Linked DNA regions of Homo sapiens: region 2 is linked to region 1. A link is an interaction called in ENCODE POLR2A ChIA-PET data of the cell type or tissue named here. Cell type or tissue: HepG2. All regions are shown on one strand. Links, peaks and the distances in the headings refer to the core of each region. The heading gives the core; the rest is flanking DNA.

What was found. Peaks named below come from ENCODE experiments on the same cell type or tissue, not always from the same donor. Only the 100,000 strongest peaks of a DNase experiment are listed, where the experiment ranks them.
Region 2: POLR2A ChIA-PET joins it to region 1 with 5 read pairs; 1 of 35 experiments calls an interaction of 5 or more read pairs at or near these places.

Annotation. Positions count from the first base shown.
Region 1 is chr2:169,447,760-169,456,140 of GRCh38, forward strand. No RefSeq gene overlaps it. Among named protein-coding and RNA genes, the nearest start is that of BBS5, 28 kb to the right of the region's middle. RefSeq lists a silencer at 3,793-3,948. In HepG2, for the core only: a CTCF peak has its summit at 4,523 (motif pointing right); a DNase peak (open chromatin) is centred at 4,522; H3K27me3 peaks cover 519 bases.
Region 2 is chr2:171,145,806-171,154,186 of GRCh38, forward strand. The region is part of intron 1 of TLK1 (tousled like kinase 1); the gene reads right to left. It also overlaps the pseudogene LOC124906168. Among named protein-coding and RNA genes, the nearest start is that of TLK1, 11 kb to the right of the region's middle. In HepG2, for the core only: no CTCF peak of the experiment used is centred there; DNase peaks (open chromatin) are centred at 4,336 and 5,256; H3K4me3 peaks cover 679 bases.

The DNA of each region.
Region 1 (8,381 bases), core at 232-8,231:
TCTAGGTCCTGATTACGGCAGTAGTTACACAAATCTATACATGTGTTAAGACTCATAGAATTGCACACTAAAAATGTCCCTTTTACTATATGTTAATTTTTTAACTATGTAAATATTTTAAAGATAGGACAGTTTTTGTTGAATACAGCTCAGCCGTGCCAAAAGTATGACTTAACCATCAAAAGAAACAGCTTGAGATGCATTAATGGAAGTATTCAATCCAGAACAAACAAAGCTACAGACCCACTGGACTCTAAAGTAGCCAGACTGCATCTATAATATTGTGTTTTATTTGGGACATTGATAAAAATCAACAGCATCTAAAGGAAGGTGACCAAGATGATTAGAGGATGATAGAAAGGATTAGGACTATTTAGCCTGGAGAAGAGAAGGAATGACATGGTAACTCTCCTACTATATTAGAAAAATGTCCAAGTAGTTTACTGAGGCCTATTCTGTGTTACTCTTGAGGGAAAAAACTGTGTCCCCCAGGGAGTAGTTACAAGAAGGCAGATCTCAAACCACTATACAGGAAAGCTTTCTATCAAGTTGAGAATAAATAAAACGACCTGCCTAGATAAGCAGTGAGCCTCTCGTCATTGGCTGGAAATCACTGAAAATGTTCAAGCAGACGTTAAATAACCATCTATCAAGGTTATTGTCAAAGGGATTACTTCACTGAGTAGGAGAATGATCTATTTAACCTCTAAGGTCTCCTGCAACTCCATCTCCTGTATTCTGTTATAAATGATGCTCTAAATCACCCTTACCCTATGTGTATCTCCAACTCCCTACACCTCATTACAGTGTATACAGGGCTCACAAAATCCCCATGGACTCCTGCTAACACTGACTGTCTTAAGACAGCCTTCATGGCTGCTTTAATGATTTCCAGCCAGCAATGGGGGAGAAGATATGCTGAAGAACATGGGAAAAAAACTAAAATTTCTGTAGAGAATGGATAGATAACTTTTAACCAGGATATATAGAAAATTTTTGACTCTGCTCTGTTTGATAAGTTATTGTATCAGATCCAAAATGAACTACTACGAGCCTTAAGACCTATTTCGACTTCCCTGTTCTGGCCCCTGCTCTAGTCTAGACGAGGAAACTGGGAAGCCCCATGTCCTGAAAGTTACCATATGCAAAATAATTCCCATATTCTTTCCTACTCTTTTCAGTTCTTTAAATATCACTCTTTATATTTTCCTCTCTAGTTTTCTCAGTGAATTATCTAGGCCCGGATCTTTCAAAAGTCTAACTACAAATTAGGATGAGAGGGACTAGTTAAGGTTACAGTGGACTGGATCAGGGCAGGCAAGAGGGTTAGCTTCAAGCTAACAAAAATTGGAACAAGGGGATGGCTGTGGAGATTAGTTTTCTCTGGCAGGACATGAGTCAGGGAAACTGATAAGGATTTGGATATCTGAATTTGGAAGGGCAATATTTAAAGCAGTTGATCAGGCACAGGATAGACATGATTTCAATCAGAGGTTCTGTGTCACCCCAATGCTTCTAAGAGAGATGAGTTGAACTGCCCACGTCCATGACCATCATGATGCCTTTCCGCATCAGAGCCCATGGGCCTACCTGGTTGACCCCATCCTCTTGTTGAAATTCGATTACAAATTATTTATATCATCAGATGCAACTTTACTCTTTTCAGGGTGTTAATGAAGTTATTATAGTTCCCTTTATCAAGTCCATTATTGAATTTAAGTCTGTTTGGCAGACAAAAGTAGTCTATGATATTAGAAGTCAGATTACTTATTGCAGCAGGTAATCACTGCAAGCTAGCATAGGAGGTTTCTGGAGTGTTGGTCATGTATCTTGATCTAGCTGCATTCAATTTGAAAATTCTGGTTTTTATGGTTTTTACACTTTTCTGTATTTACGTTATGCTTCAATAAAAATGTTCCAAAGATAAGAAAAAGCCGGGCTGGGCACGGTGGCTCACACCTGTAATCCCATCACTTTGTGAGGCCGAGGCGGGTGGATCACCTGAGGTCAGGAGTTCAAGACCAGCCTGGCCAACATAGTGAAACCCCGTCTCTACTAAAAAAAAGAAAATACAAATATTCAGCTGGGCATGGTGGCAGGTGCCTGTAATCCCAGCTACAATGGAGGCTGAGGCTGGAGAATTTCTTGAACCCGGGAGGCGGAGGTTGCAGTGAGCCGAGGTCATGCTACTGCACTCCAGCCTGGGCAACAAGAGCGAAACTCTGTCTCAAAAAAAAAAAGAAAAAAAAGAAAAAAGTAAAAGCCTTGGGCAGAGGCCTCCTGACACCATCTAGGTAGTGGGCAGCCAGCAATGCAATATGTAGACCTCAGCCTTCTTTCTTTCTTTTCCTGTGTGTGTGCACATCTCACACCAGCTCATTCAAATCTACACACACCCAGATACAAACAAGATCTGTTCAGAGGCTGGAGAAGCCAGAAAGGATGCTCCAAAGGGATATATCTGCCTTCTCTTCCCAACTCTGACCCAGGTGAGAATCCAGGGGTTGGCAGATGCCATGCTATAGAACAGGATTTAATATTCTGTTCCTCAGTGTTAGAAAGGCCGTCCTCATTCTCTCAGGAGAAATCCAGGTCCTCTGAGGTAGAGAAATAAGGCAACTTTAAACATCAGTTAACTAATAATACATATGTGTATATCTAGCAAAAAGGAAAGAATACATTAAAATGTCAACAGTTACTTCTGCTGAGTGATAGGATTAATTGAATTTTTTCTTTAGACTTTTCTCATTTCACTTTTATGTTTTGTATGTGATCATGTATTGTTTTAAAAAACATATAAGTGCTATAGTTAAAATTCTTTTTTTGTTTGTTTGGTTCTTTTTTTTGAGACAGAGTCTTGATCTATCGCCTAGGCTGGAGTGCAGTGGCGCGATCTCAGCTCACTTCAACCTCCACCTCCGGGTTCAAACAATTCTCCTGCCTCAGCCTCCTGAGTAGCTGGGATTACAGGCATGTGCCACCATGCCTGCCAATTTTCGTATTTTTGGTAGAGACGGGGTTTCAGTATGTTGGCCAGGCTGGTCTCGAACTCCTGACCTTGTGATCTGCCCGCCTCAGCCTCCCAAAGTGTTGGGATTATGGGCATGAGCCACTGTGCCCGGCTATAGTTAAAATTCTTATGTTCGTATAGGCCATTATTATTTTCAAACATAAGCATAAATTTTCCCAGTGGATTCTTTGTATACTTTGAATACAAGTTCTTTATCATATGTGTTTTGCAAATATTTTTTCTTAGTCTGTGTCTTGTCTTTCCATACTCTAAACAGTATCTTTTGCAGAGCAGAAGTTTTAAATTTTAATAAAATCCCACAAACCACTTTTTTCTTTCATGGATTGTACTTTTGGTGTTGCATCGAAAAACTCATCCCTACCAATTGATTCTCTGATATTATTCTCTGATATAATTGTGTTTATATCAGAGAAATAATTCTCTGATATTACTTATCTCCATTTTGCAGATGAAAAAACCAAGACTCAAAGATTAACTAACTTGACTTAGCTCAGACCTGCAGCAAGTAATAGATTTGGGACTGATTTATATTCCATTGCTTTTTCCACTATATGATGTTGCAATGCTATCTGATCCTATTATTCTTGCTTTTGTTTTCTTTGCTTTTCTTTCGTTTTTTCTTTTCTCTTTTAAAGTTGTTTTTGGCTGAGTGTGGTGGCTCAAGCCTATCATCTCAGCACTTTGGGAGGCCGAGGCAGGTGGATCACCTGAGGTCAGGTGTTCAAGACCAGCCTGGCCAACATGGCGAAATCCCATCTCTACTAAAAATACAAAAAAATTAGCCAAAATACAAAAAATTAGCCCAGCATGGTGACGGTGCCTGTAGTCCCAGCTACTCGGGAGGCTGAGACTGGAGAATCGCTTGAACCTGGGAGTCAGAGGTTGCAGTGAGCCGAGATTGCGCCACTGCACTCTAGCCTGGGTGACAGAGCGAGACTTAAGTGCTGGGATTACAGGCGTGAGCCACCATGCCCAGCCACAAAGTTGTTTTTAACATAGGATGAGCATGGTTTGCTAGAAGAAATGGCAGCTTCCAGAGAAAAAGACATTGATGAAGCTAATCCAAAGTCTATCATAACGGCATTGTTAGAAACATGCTCTAAGGTAGCAATGCTAAGGATTGTGAGAGTCCGGGGAACCAGAGGAGCATGTTATAAAAACAAGAGCTCGTTTCCCTAGACATACACATACACACAACATTTTCCATACAATTTTAGGGGTTCTGAATGTGATGGCTGCTCTTCGACACAAAATATATGCAGAATTAATTCCCCAGGTTATCTAGGGAAAATATAAAATAATGTAAGAAAATAATACCTATAAAAGCAACATCATAATTCCTGTAAATAATGAGCATTCCCTAAATTCTCTGAATTTAATGCAAAGTCTGATTAATTTGGTTCATAGTAATTTTTGTCTTCAAGTAGAGAATCCATACCCACTCTGCTTAATAGCCTCTATTCTATAAATTGGCCACAGGATGTCACTGTTGTTCTAAGGAAAAACTTGAACAGCCTACCACTCCCACAACTTCCACCTCCCACCCCTACCCCCACCCACAGTTCCCAACCTCCTTAATATAAAAGGACTAAGTAATGCCTGGGTGATGAGGAAGGGAGTGAATGAGAACATTACCTTTGCATCCCAAGAGCTTTGTTTTAGGGAAAAAAAAAAAAAAAAAAAAAGGCCAGGCACAGTAGCTCATGCCTATAATCCCAGCTCTTTGAGAGGACCAGGCGGGAGGATCACTTGAACCCAGGAGTTGGAGACCACCCTAGCAACATATTCAGATCCTCTCTACAAAAAAATTAAAAATTAGCCAGGTGTGGTGTCATGCACCTGTAGTCCCAGCTACTCAGGAGGCTGAGATGGGAGGATTGCTTAAACCCACAAAAATCAAGGCTTCAGTGAGTCATGATGGCCTCCACTGCACTCCAGCCTCGATGACAGGGCAAGACCTTGTCTCAAAATAATAATAATAAATGTAAAATGGGGGTGGAGCCAAGATGGCCGAACAGGAACAGCTCCAGTCTACAGCTCCAAGCATGAGCGATGCAGAAGATGGGTGATTTCTGCATTTCCAACTGAGGTACCGGGTTCATCTCACTGGGGAGTACCGGACAGTGGGTGCAGGATAGTGGGTGCAGCGCACCAAGCATGAGCCGAAGCAGGGCGAGGCATCACCTCACCTGGTAAGCACAAGGGGTCAGGGAATTCCCTTTCCTAGTCAAAGAAAGGGGTGACAGATGGCACCTGCAAAATCGGGTCAGTCCCACCCTAATACTGCGCTTTTCCAACAGGCTTAACAAACAGCACACCAGGAGATTATATCCTGCACATGGCTCAGAGGGTCCTAAGCCCACGGAGCCTCGCTCATTGCTAGCACAACAGTCTGAGATCAAACTGCAAGGCAGCAGCGAGGCTGGGGGAGGGGCGCCTGCCATAGCTGAGGCTTGAGTAGGTAAACAAAGCAGCTGGGAAGCTCGAACTGGGTGGAGCCCACCACAGCTCAAGGAGGCCTGTCTGCCGATGTAGGCTCCACCTCTGGGGGCAGGGCACAGACAAACCAAAGGCAGCAGTAACCTCTGCAGACTTAAATGTCCCTGTCTGACAGCTTTGAAGAGAGTAGTGGTTCTCCCAGCACGCAGCTTGAGATCTGAGAATGGGCAGACAGCCTCCTCAAGTGGGTCCCTGACCCCAAGTAGCCTAACTGGGAGGCACCGCCCAGTAGGGGCGGACTGACATCTCACATGGCCAAATACTCCTCTGAGACAAAACTTCCAGAGGAACGATCAGGCAGCAGCATTTGTGGTTCACCAATATCCGCTGTTCTGCAGCCACTGCTGCTGATACCCAGGTAAACAGGGTCTGGAGTGGACCTCCAGAAAACTCCAACAGACCTGCAGCTCAGGGTCCTGACTGTTAGAAGGAAAACTAACAAACAGAAAGGACATTCACACCAAAACCCATTTGTACGTCTCCATCATCAAAGGCCAAAGGTAGATAAAACCACAAAGATGCGGACAAAACAGAACAGAAAAACCAGAAACTCTAAAAATCAGAGTGCCTCTCCTCCTCCAAAGGAACGCAGCTCCTTACCAGCAATGAAACAAAGCTGGATGGAGAATGACTTTGACAAGTTGAGAGAGGAAGGCTTCAGAAGATCAAACTACTCCGAGCTAAAGGAGGAAATTCAAACCAATGGCAAAGAAGTTAAAAACCTTGAAAAAAAATTAGACAAATGGCTAACTAGAATCACCAATGCAGAGAAGTCATTAAAGGAACTGATGGAGCTGAAAACCACGGCACGAGAACTACGTAACAAATGCACAAGCCTCAGTAGCCAATGTGATCAACTGGAAGAAAGGGTATCAGCAATGGAAGATGAAATGAATGAAATGAAGCAAGAAGAGAAGTTTAGAGAAAAAAGAATAAAAAGAAAAAAACAAAGCCTCCAAGAAATATGGGACTATGTGAAAAGACCAAATCTACGTCTGATTGGTGTACCTGAAAGTGACAGGGAGAATGGAACCAAGTTGGAAAACACTCTGCAGGATATTATCCAGGAGAACTTCCCCAATCTAGCAAGGCAGGCCAACATTCACATTCAGGAAATACAGAGAACACCACAAAGATACTCCTCGAGAAGAGCAACTCCAAGACACATAATTGTCAGATTCAACAAAGTTGAAATGAAGGAAAAAATGTTAAGGGCAGCCAGAGAGAAAGGTCAGGTTACCCACAAATGGAAGCCCATCAGACTAACAGCTGATCTCTCAGTAGAAACTCTACAAGCCAGAAGAGAGTGGGGGCCAATATTCAACATTCTTAAAGAAAAGAATTTACAACCCAGAATTTCATATCCAGCCAAACTCAGCTTCATAAGTGAAGGACAAATAAAATACTTTACAGACAAGCAAATGCTGAGAGATTTTGTCACCACCAGGTCTGCCCTAAAAGAGCTCCTGAAGGAAGCACAAACATGGAAAGGAACAACCGGTACCAGGCACTGCAAAAACATGCCAAATTGTAAAGACCATCGAGGCTAGGAAGAAACTGCATCAACTAACGAGCAAAATAACCAGCTAACATCATAATGACAGGATCAAATTCACACATAACAATATTAGCCTTAAATGTAAATGGGCTAAATGCTCCAATTAAAAGACACAGACTGGCAAATTGGATAAAGAGTCAAGACCCATCAGTGTGCTGTATTCAGGAAACCCATCTCACGTGCAGAGACACACATAGGCTCAAAATAAAGGGATGGAGGAAGATCTACCAAGCAAATGGAAAACAAAAAAAGGCAGGGGTTGCAATCCTAGTCTCGGATAAAACAGATTTTAAACCAACAAAGATCAAAAGAGACAAAGAAGGCCATTACATAATGGTAAAGGGATCAATTCAACAAGAAGAGCTAACTATCCTAAATATATATGCACCCAATACAGGAGCACCCAGATTCATAAAGCACATTAGTGACCTACAAAGACACTTAGACTCCCACACAATAATAATAGGAGACTTTAACACCCCATTGTCAACATTAGACAGATCAATGAGACAGAAAGTTAACAAGGATATCCAGGAATTGAACTGAGCTCTGCACCAAGCAGACCTAATAGACATCTACAGAACTCTCCACCCCAAATCAACAGAATATACATTCTTTTCAGCACCACACCACACCTATTCCAAAATTGACCACATAGTTGGAAGTAAAACTCTCCTCAGCAAATGTAAAAGAACAGAAATTATAACAAACTCTCTCTCAGACCACAGGGCAATCAAACTAGAACTCAGGATTCAGAAACTCACTCAAAACCGCTCAACTACATGGAAACTGAACAACCTGCTCCTGAATGACTACTGGGTACATAACGAAATGAAGGCAGAAATAAAGATGTTCTTTGAAACCAACGAGAACAAAGACACAACATACCAGAATCTCTGGGACACATTCAAAGCAGTGTGTAGAGGGAAATTTATAGCACTAAATGCCCACAAGAGAAAGCAGGAAAGATCTAAAATTGACATCCTAACATCACAATTAAAAGAACCAGAGAAGCAAGAGCAAACACATTCAAAAGCTAGCAGAAGGCAAGAAATAACTAAGATCAGAGCAGAACTGAAGGAAATAGAGACACAAAAAACTCTTCAAAAAATCAATGAATCCAGGAGCTGGTTTTTTGAAAAGATCAACAAAATTGATAGACCACTAGCAAGACTAATTAAGAAGAAAAGAGAGAAGAATCAAATAGATGCAATAAAAAATGACAAAGGGGATATCACCACCCATCCCACAGAAATACAAACTACCATCAGAGAATACTATAAACACCTCTAT
Region 2 (8,381 bases), core at 68-8,067, 1.7 Mb after region 1:
AAAAATATCTAGATACAAAATATATAATGCGTGGATCCATTTATATCAAACTCAAAAACAGGCATAACTAAATCAGAATAATGGTTACTTTGGGGAGCATGGAGAAGGTAGTGACTGATGGGGAAGGAGAGTGTTTGAAGTGCTGGCAATATTCTATTTCTTGTCTCAGTGGTCGTTACACAGGTCAGAGTTTATAATAACTTACTGAGCACTACTTTGTGTGCCTTTTCAGTATGTGTTATGCTTCAATATGAAAGATAAAATATATAAAATTTAGAAATAAAATCAGTTGAATCACACTAAAATTAGAGTACTTGAACTTCAGAAAGCAGTAACTTTTAAAGACTTATACTCATTAAAGTATCATAAAGAGCCAGTCATACTGAAGTGTGCCTGAAGTCCTAGCTATTTAGGAGGCAGAGGTGGGAAGATCACTTGAGCCCAGGAGTTCCAGGCTGCAGTGAGCTATGATTGCGCCACTATACTCCAGCCGGGACAACAGAGTGAGACTCTGTAAGAATGTGATTCTTTTGTAGTTCTTAAGTGTGATGACTGGGTGCTCACACACAAGAGGTGCCTCTCTCAAACCTTGTTATGACATCAGCATATGACCCATCTGATAAGAAAATAAATAAAATATAAAGAACAACTGGTATTGAATTCAATAAAAGCATAAAACTTTATACAATGGAAAATATTCAAATATATAAAAGAAAAAATATGACGGTGGAAATAGTTTCATCAAATGTAACAAGAATTAACATCACTACCATATATTCTCATGTCTAAGATACAGACGTCAAGAAAAATTGGCTTTGGGCTCTTGATAAAAATATTAAGTTCAATCTCACTACCAATCAAGACATATCAACTGAAACAAGATACCATTTTAACAGCAGTTAAACTGGAGGAAAACTGTGTAACTCCCTTCTGTAGGGAGTACTTTGTTCACAACCTCTGTGGCAGAAATACAATTTCCTTCCTTCCCACTTCTCCTTTTTAGAAAACTTTATTTCACAGCACTGGAAACAGTTGCTCAATGATCCACAAGAGAACAATGCTACTGTGATTCCTGAATTTCCGGTTTCTACCTCAGTAGGCCTCCTTAAGGCCTAACTGGGGTCTAAGGGATACCCAGCTCTATAACCTTCTACTACTAATAAATCTGTTTTGCTTAAGTTAATTTCTAGCAACCAAATGACCAATGAATATAACACCTTGATATAGCTTATCTCAGAAGCTGAAAACTGGCAATTCGGGTTGTTTTATCTAACCCACAAGGTGTTCTTCAAAAGTATAAATTAAATGTTAGAAATTATCCTTCCTCACTAGACTGTGACCAAGCTCCTAGAAAGCAAGGACTAACTTCATCATATTTATCTTTGTTTCCTCATTACTAGGCTTCAGGTCCAAAAATACTTGCTGAATGAACAAACTATGCCAATAAGTTTTCTATAAAACTCTATAGCTCTGACAACTGATTCATCTCAGAGAACAATAGACTAAAATCCCAGTTATTCCACTAAGAAAACAACAGTGACAACAGAGATTAAACGACATAAAAATACTCGCCCCCTTTGCCCAGTAAGCCAAATCTTTGAAATGTAAAAAACAAAAAGTAATTCACAGTTGTGATCATAGCACAGTACAGCCTTTCAACTTCTGGGCTCAAATGATCCTCCTGCCTCAGCCTCCCAAGTAGCTGGGACTACAGGCATGCTCCACTGCACCTGGCTTATGTTTTAACTATCACTATTATGTGTGGATATAATGATACTTTAGAATTTAAATGTTTTCCTCTCTGTTTATGTGGCAAAGAATAGGGACCAAATACTATCTGAATAAATGTTCCTTATAGCCACAGCATGCTTGACTTAGATGGTCTGTTTCTCCAGCCTGTTGAAGAACTGTAGCTCACAGATGTAGATTTCAAATGATATCCTAAATTGCTGCTTTCATCATCTTAGTGCCTGTAATTTTCTGTGGCTTTAGAATTGATCACATGTATGAGACGCAGTTATACCATTTAAGCATCAAGCACTAGATTTGGATTAGCAGTGTTTATACTTTGTATTGGTATGCAGTCATTCCTTTTTTTTTTTTGAGACAGAGTCTCACTCTGTCTCCCAGGCTGGAGTGCAATGGTGCAATCTCGGCTCACTGCAACATCCGCCTCCCAGGTTCAAGCGATTCTCCTGCCTCAGCCTCCCGAGTAGCTGGGATTTCAGGCGTGTGCCACCACGCCCGGCTAATTTTTTGTATTTTTACTTGAGATGGGGTTTCACCGTGTTAGCCTGGATGGTCTTGATCTCCTGACCTCATGATCCGCCCACCTCGGCCTCCCCAAGTGCTGCTATTACAGGCATGAGCCACCACACCCAGCAGCAGCTGCATACTGTAAAGCACTATATTGCAAATTTTGAAAGGGGCCTATATTGTGTTTTTTTGTGTGTTCTTATTAGTACCAAGGAGAAAGAGTGCTTTATGTGCACTAGGTGCCTAATAATGTGTGTATTACTATTAGTGGGAACATAGGCAGTGTGGTATAGGGATTAGAAGTGTGGACTTGGGTTGACATCCTTTTTTCAATCACTTCTCATCTGCGTGACTTTGGGCATGCTGTTTGTCATTGTTGCTCTTGGTGGTGTATTTTTTCTTTTGAGAGAAAGGCGAGACAAAAAACAAGCTAATATTATGGAGTCATTGCAAAGTAACTTTTAGGCAATGTTCCGTCATTTGTACATGTTTCCATATTGCACAGTTTTCCTACTTATTTTTTAAGTGAATGTATACAAGGCTGGGCACAGTGGCTCACACCTGGAATCCCAGCACTTTAGGAGGCCCAGAAGGGCAGATCACCTGAGGTCAGGCGTTCGAGACCAGCCTGGCCAACATGGTGACACCCCCTCTCTACCAAAAATACAAAAATTAGCTGGGCGTGGTGATGCATAGTAGTCCCAGCTACTCAGGAGGCTGAGATGTGAGAATCATTTGAACCCTGGAGGCAGAGGATGCAGTGAGCCGAGATCGTGCCACTACACTCCAGCCTGGGTAAGAGGGTGAGACTCTGTCTTAAAAAAAAAAAATATATATATATATATATATATGTGTGTGTGTGTGTGCGTGTGCGTGTGTGTGTATGTGCGATATATATATATATCACGTTGCTTTAGTTGATTTTGTTGATATGTATACCAAAACTTAATCTAGTTGTTGGTCTCATTTCTTGTCACTATATAATACTGTGGTAAATATTATGCAAATAGTCATTTTTCATCCTTTGAATTACTTTTCTTTTTTTTTTTTTTTTTTTTTTTTAACATTTCTAAGATTTTCCTTACTGGGAGTAAATAAATTGTATTTCTCTCTAGCCTGGACAACAGAGCAAGACCCTGTCTCTAAAAAAAAGGGTAGGGGCGGGCAGGGAGAAGCAGCAGCAGAAGAAGAAGAAAAGAAATTAAATAATCCATAGTGACTTGTTAAAGTGCCATGTATTTCTCATTCAATTTCACAACCTTGTGAAACCTTGTAGTTACTATTACTATCCCACCCTATCAAAAACAAAATCTACAGATAAGGCATTGAGAGGTTAAGTAACTTAGTATAATTAAGTGGCAAAACCCTTGAAACTATTATGTTATATTAACTTGTTATGTAATAATGTACTTTATACATGCTACCAACATCCAAAAGTATAATGCTGTCAACTAGGTCAGAGAAGTAGGAGACACTGGGAAGAAAAAGAAAGGAGGGGGAAGAGCTTGCAAAGGGGTGCCATTTATTAGCCTTTTGGTTTTGTTTTTTAAAACTATACAATAGACTGGGCACAATGGCTCAAGCCTGTAATCCCAACACTTTGGGAGGCAGAGGCAGGAGGACTGGTTGAGCCCAGGGGTTCAAGACCAGCCTGGGCAACATAGGGAGACCATGTCTCCACAAAAAGTTAAAAAATCAGCAGGATATGGTGGCGTGCACCTGTAGTCCCAGCTACTTGGGAGGCTGAGATGAAGAAGTATGCTTGAGCCCAGGAGTTGGAGGCTGCAGTGAGCCGTGATCATGTCACTGTGCTCCAGCCTGGGTGACAAAGTGAGACCTTGTCTCAAGAAAAAGGAAAAAGAAAAAGAAAGAAAGAAAGAACAAACGAACGAACGAAAGACTGTATAATAAAAATTTTTAAATGAAAATAAAAAATAGCCAGATAAAATATAATGAAACATTTGATAAACTGCATTAGATATTTGCTCAGTGTCAAGTCTGCAACCCTGTGATTAAGTGCAAGGCATGTGTTAATATTTAAGCCCAGTACAGTATTTCTAAGATGAGTTGAACCCTACCTGGTTCAAAAGTACATGCTCACCTCATGCCTGCTGTTGGTATATGAGCTAAGTACACGTATCCTTCAAAAAAATAATCTGGCAACATTTACCGAAAGCCCTAAAATTGTTTTATACTCTGCTCTCGTAATTCCATGACTGAAAATCTAGTATTTAAAAAAAAGGAGGCTTTTACTCAGTTACTGTATCATTATCTATGACAGTTATAAAGTTAAAATTAAAAAGACATAACCTAAATGATTCGCTATAGTTGTTTTTTGCTCATTATCATCCCTTCCTCAGGAAAACTACACCTCATCCAATTCATGTCATCTCAAGGGGACTGTCAATCCTGGCTTTCTGTGGGTTCCCCAACTCACCCTAACCACAGCCACCACAGTGGCTACCCTTGCTGTAGCTCATCTCCCAGGTTCCAATGATTGGTTAAGGAACTGACAATCAGAATTGATTACCAACAACACAACTGACATGTGGACATCAGGAAAGAGAAGCTGTCTTTCAAGTGTGGTTGCTAAGCTAAAGGTATATGTCTGGGGCTCCAGAAGCAAGAGGCTAGAAAAACCCAGAAAGGAGACAAAGAAACCCAATGACATTACTTGCAACCTTGGATCTAGCTGTTTCCAAAGCCATTCCATCACCCTCCACATACAATACCCAGTATGTGAACCAATACACTCATTTTTTAACTTAACAAAGTCGTGTTGTTATTACGTGTAACCAAAGGATTCATGACTAACATCCTACCTAAAGAAGAGTAGTTAACCAATTATAGTGCATCCATTCAAGGAAATAACATTGACAGAATAGTGTAACTGTTAAGAGCATGTACTCAGCCCAGTCTGAATCCTGGCTCTGCTAAATATTCTCTATGTGTGCCTGGGTACATTCCTTTTTTTTTTTTAGACAAGGCCTCACTCTGTTGCCCTGGCTGGAGTGTAGTGGCGTAATCACGGCTCACTGCAGCCTCAACCTCCTGGGCTCAGGCGATCCACCTCAGCCTCCCAACTAGCTGCAACTACAGGCGTGCACCACAATGCCCGGCTAATTTTTGTATATTTTTGTAGAGACAGGGTTTCACCATGTTGTCCAGGCTGGTCTCGAACTCCTGCGCTCAAGCCATCTGCCCACCTCAGCCTCCCTAAATGCCGGGATTACAGGCATGAGCCACTGTGCCTGGCCCTTGGATACATTACTTAACTTCTCTATGCCTCAATTTCCTCATCTATAAAGTCGGGATAATAACAGGACTTCATGTGATTGTTAGGAGAAGCAAATGAATTACTATTTACAAATGCCGGGAATAGTGTCCAGCATTAATAAATATGTGTATCTTTTTTTTTTTTTTTTTTTTTTGAGACGGAGTCTTGCTCTGTCGCCCAGGCTGGAGTGCAGTGGCGCCATCTCAGCTCACTGCAAGCTCTGCCTCCCAGGTTCACACCATTCTCCCGCCTCAGCCTCCCGAGTAGCTGGGACTACAGGCGCCCACCACCACGCCCAGCTAATTTTTTTGTATTTTTAGTAGAGACAGGGTTTCACCGTGTTAGCCAGGATGGTCTCGATCTCCTGACCTCGTGATCCGCCCGCCTCAGCCTCCCAAAGTGCTGGGATTACAGGCGTGAGCCACCGCGCCCAGCCATGTGTATCTTTAAGTAAATGAAATAAGTATCTTTAAGTAAATGAAATAAGTAACAGAGTAGTATACAAAGTTGAACTAAACTACATATTTACACAGATGTTTAAAAGAAATCGGCAAGGAAAAGGGAAATTTTATATTTTTTATGAGGCAAATATACAGTATCAAAAAAGGAAAAAAGTAAAACATGTCTCTGGTCTTAGGAGACAGGATGAGTATGATTAGCCTCACACAAACCCCTCTGACCTTCACCAGAGGAACTACATTCATCCTCAGATAGGAAGCACTTACCTAAGTGTCCAGTGGGGAATCATGAAGTCACACAACTTATCATATTAACAGCAAGAATTTAAACCTAGTAGTTTATTTACTCCAGCTAATTAGTTTTCAAGGAAAAGCACAAATTTATGAGTATAACCAATTCTTAACAATCCACATAGATGAAGAGGAAAAAATATTTTAAGTCATCCCCCCAAAATACTTATATTTGGCTAATGAATCTATGTAGAATATAATCACTTTTATTTAAATACAGGTTAAATTGCCTTCTTGAAATTCATTAAATTTCAGACCTAATGATGAAGCCACATTGGAAAAATTTAATTCAAGTTTGACAACCTACCACCTGGATCTGCTCTGCTCTGCATATCTTTCCACTCCATGACTGATAAATTCCTATCAATCCATTCAAATCCTGCCTCTCAATTAGGTTTGCTATATAATACATGCTACCAAAGGTTTTGTTATTGTTGTTGTTGTTGTTGTTGTTAGCAATAAAAGAATTAAAACTAAGTATTTTTTTAAAATACTTTTTTACAGATTAGCTAGACTGCACATCCTCTTCCCCTTGCCCATACTGAATACTATTAACAGAGTCAAAGATCTGCCACTAAAGCATTATAATTTAGTTTAAAGCCTTGTCCATCAGGTTATAAAGCCTCCACAATAAATAGACTGCTCCGATACTGACAGTGGGAAGTTTTTTGTTCAAATTCTAGTATTTACTTGTTATGGCTCCAGTGGGTTTATGAGGCCAAAATATCAAGATAAATGGAATTACAAATTAGATTATCTAACATGGAAATAAAATTTTTCATTGATGTATCTCTAACATTTTCCATGAATGGACAAAACTTATCTTAAAAAAATGAAGTGTAGGATTTGCACAGCTGGTACAGCTTTCTAAATTGGGTTGTTTGGTTGGGGTTTTTGTATTTTTTTAAATCTTATCTTCACACGTGTATAAAAACTCATGCAAAAAAAAGTTAACAAAAGTTTAGAAGTAAAATGAATAAGCCTGGAAGTCTGATTAGTAAGTTAAAATCTGCTTAGGAAAAACTACTAAAATACTAAAAACCAAATTTTCATATTTTAGGCAATATATCCTAGTGATTAAAATACACCAACTTGGTTCAAATCCCCATCATGTACTACTCTAGGTCACACTGGTAAGTCACTTTACTTCTCTGTGCTTCAGTTTTCTCATCTGAAGATGGGAATAACAACTGTATGTAACTCAGAGTTATGAGATATAAGAATTAACATGTGCGAACACAATAAACTTTAGCTATTACTGTTACTGTTATCCATATCACCCTCTAAAATATAGTTCACTTAAGAATTACTAAAATAAGCATCTTCCTGGGTCTGAAATATGTGCATACCATGATATATAGAGAGATGATGTATGTGAAACAGTCCTTTGACAAAACTTTTAGTTGAGTGCCAACTCTGTAGAGGATGTCCTCCTGTGCACTGAAAATACGAAAATGAACAAAATATAGTCTCTGAATTCAAGACCTTTCTGTCTAGTAGACAATATAAATAAAACTATAATAAAAGTAGCATGATGCAGATGCTATGGAAACAGACAATCCTGTGAGACACTAAACAACACAGGCACTTAACTAGGGGCAGACACAGGGGTCCCAGATAAAATAAACTCCAGCAATATTTTCTGAGGAACAATCACCTACTTACTTCACTTCCGGGTATCACACTGTTATTTACGCAATTTATATTATTAATATATTAATAAGTGTTTTACAAAAAACAAGACTACCTATCACACTACTTACCATGCTCATAAACTTAAATACCCTTTGGTATTAATGAAGATGTTTTCTTTTTTCTTTTTTGAGACAGGGTGTCACTGTGTTGCCCAGGCTGGAGTGCAGTGGCATGATCATAGCTCACTGCATCAACTGCAGTCTTGAACTGCTGGGATCAAGGTGGGATCCTCCCACCTCAGCCTCCCCAGTAGCTAGGACTACCGACATATGCCACCATACCCAGCTAACTTTTTTTTTTTTTTGAGACAGGATCAGGCTAGTCTCAAACTCCTGGACTCAAGCAATCCTCTTGCCTTGGTCTCCCAAAGCTGGGATTACAGGCCTGAGACATAGCACCTCGCC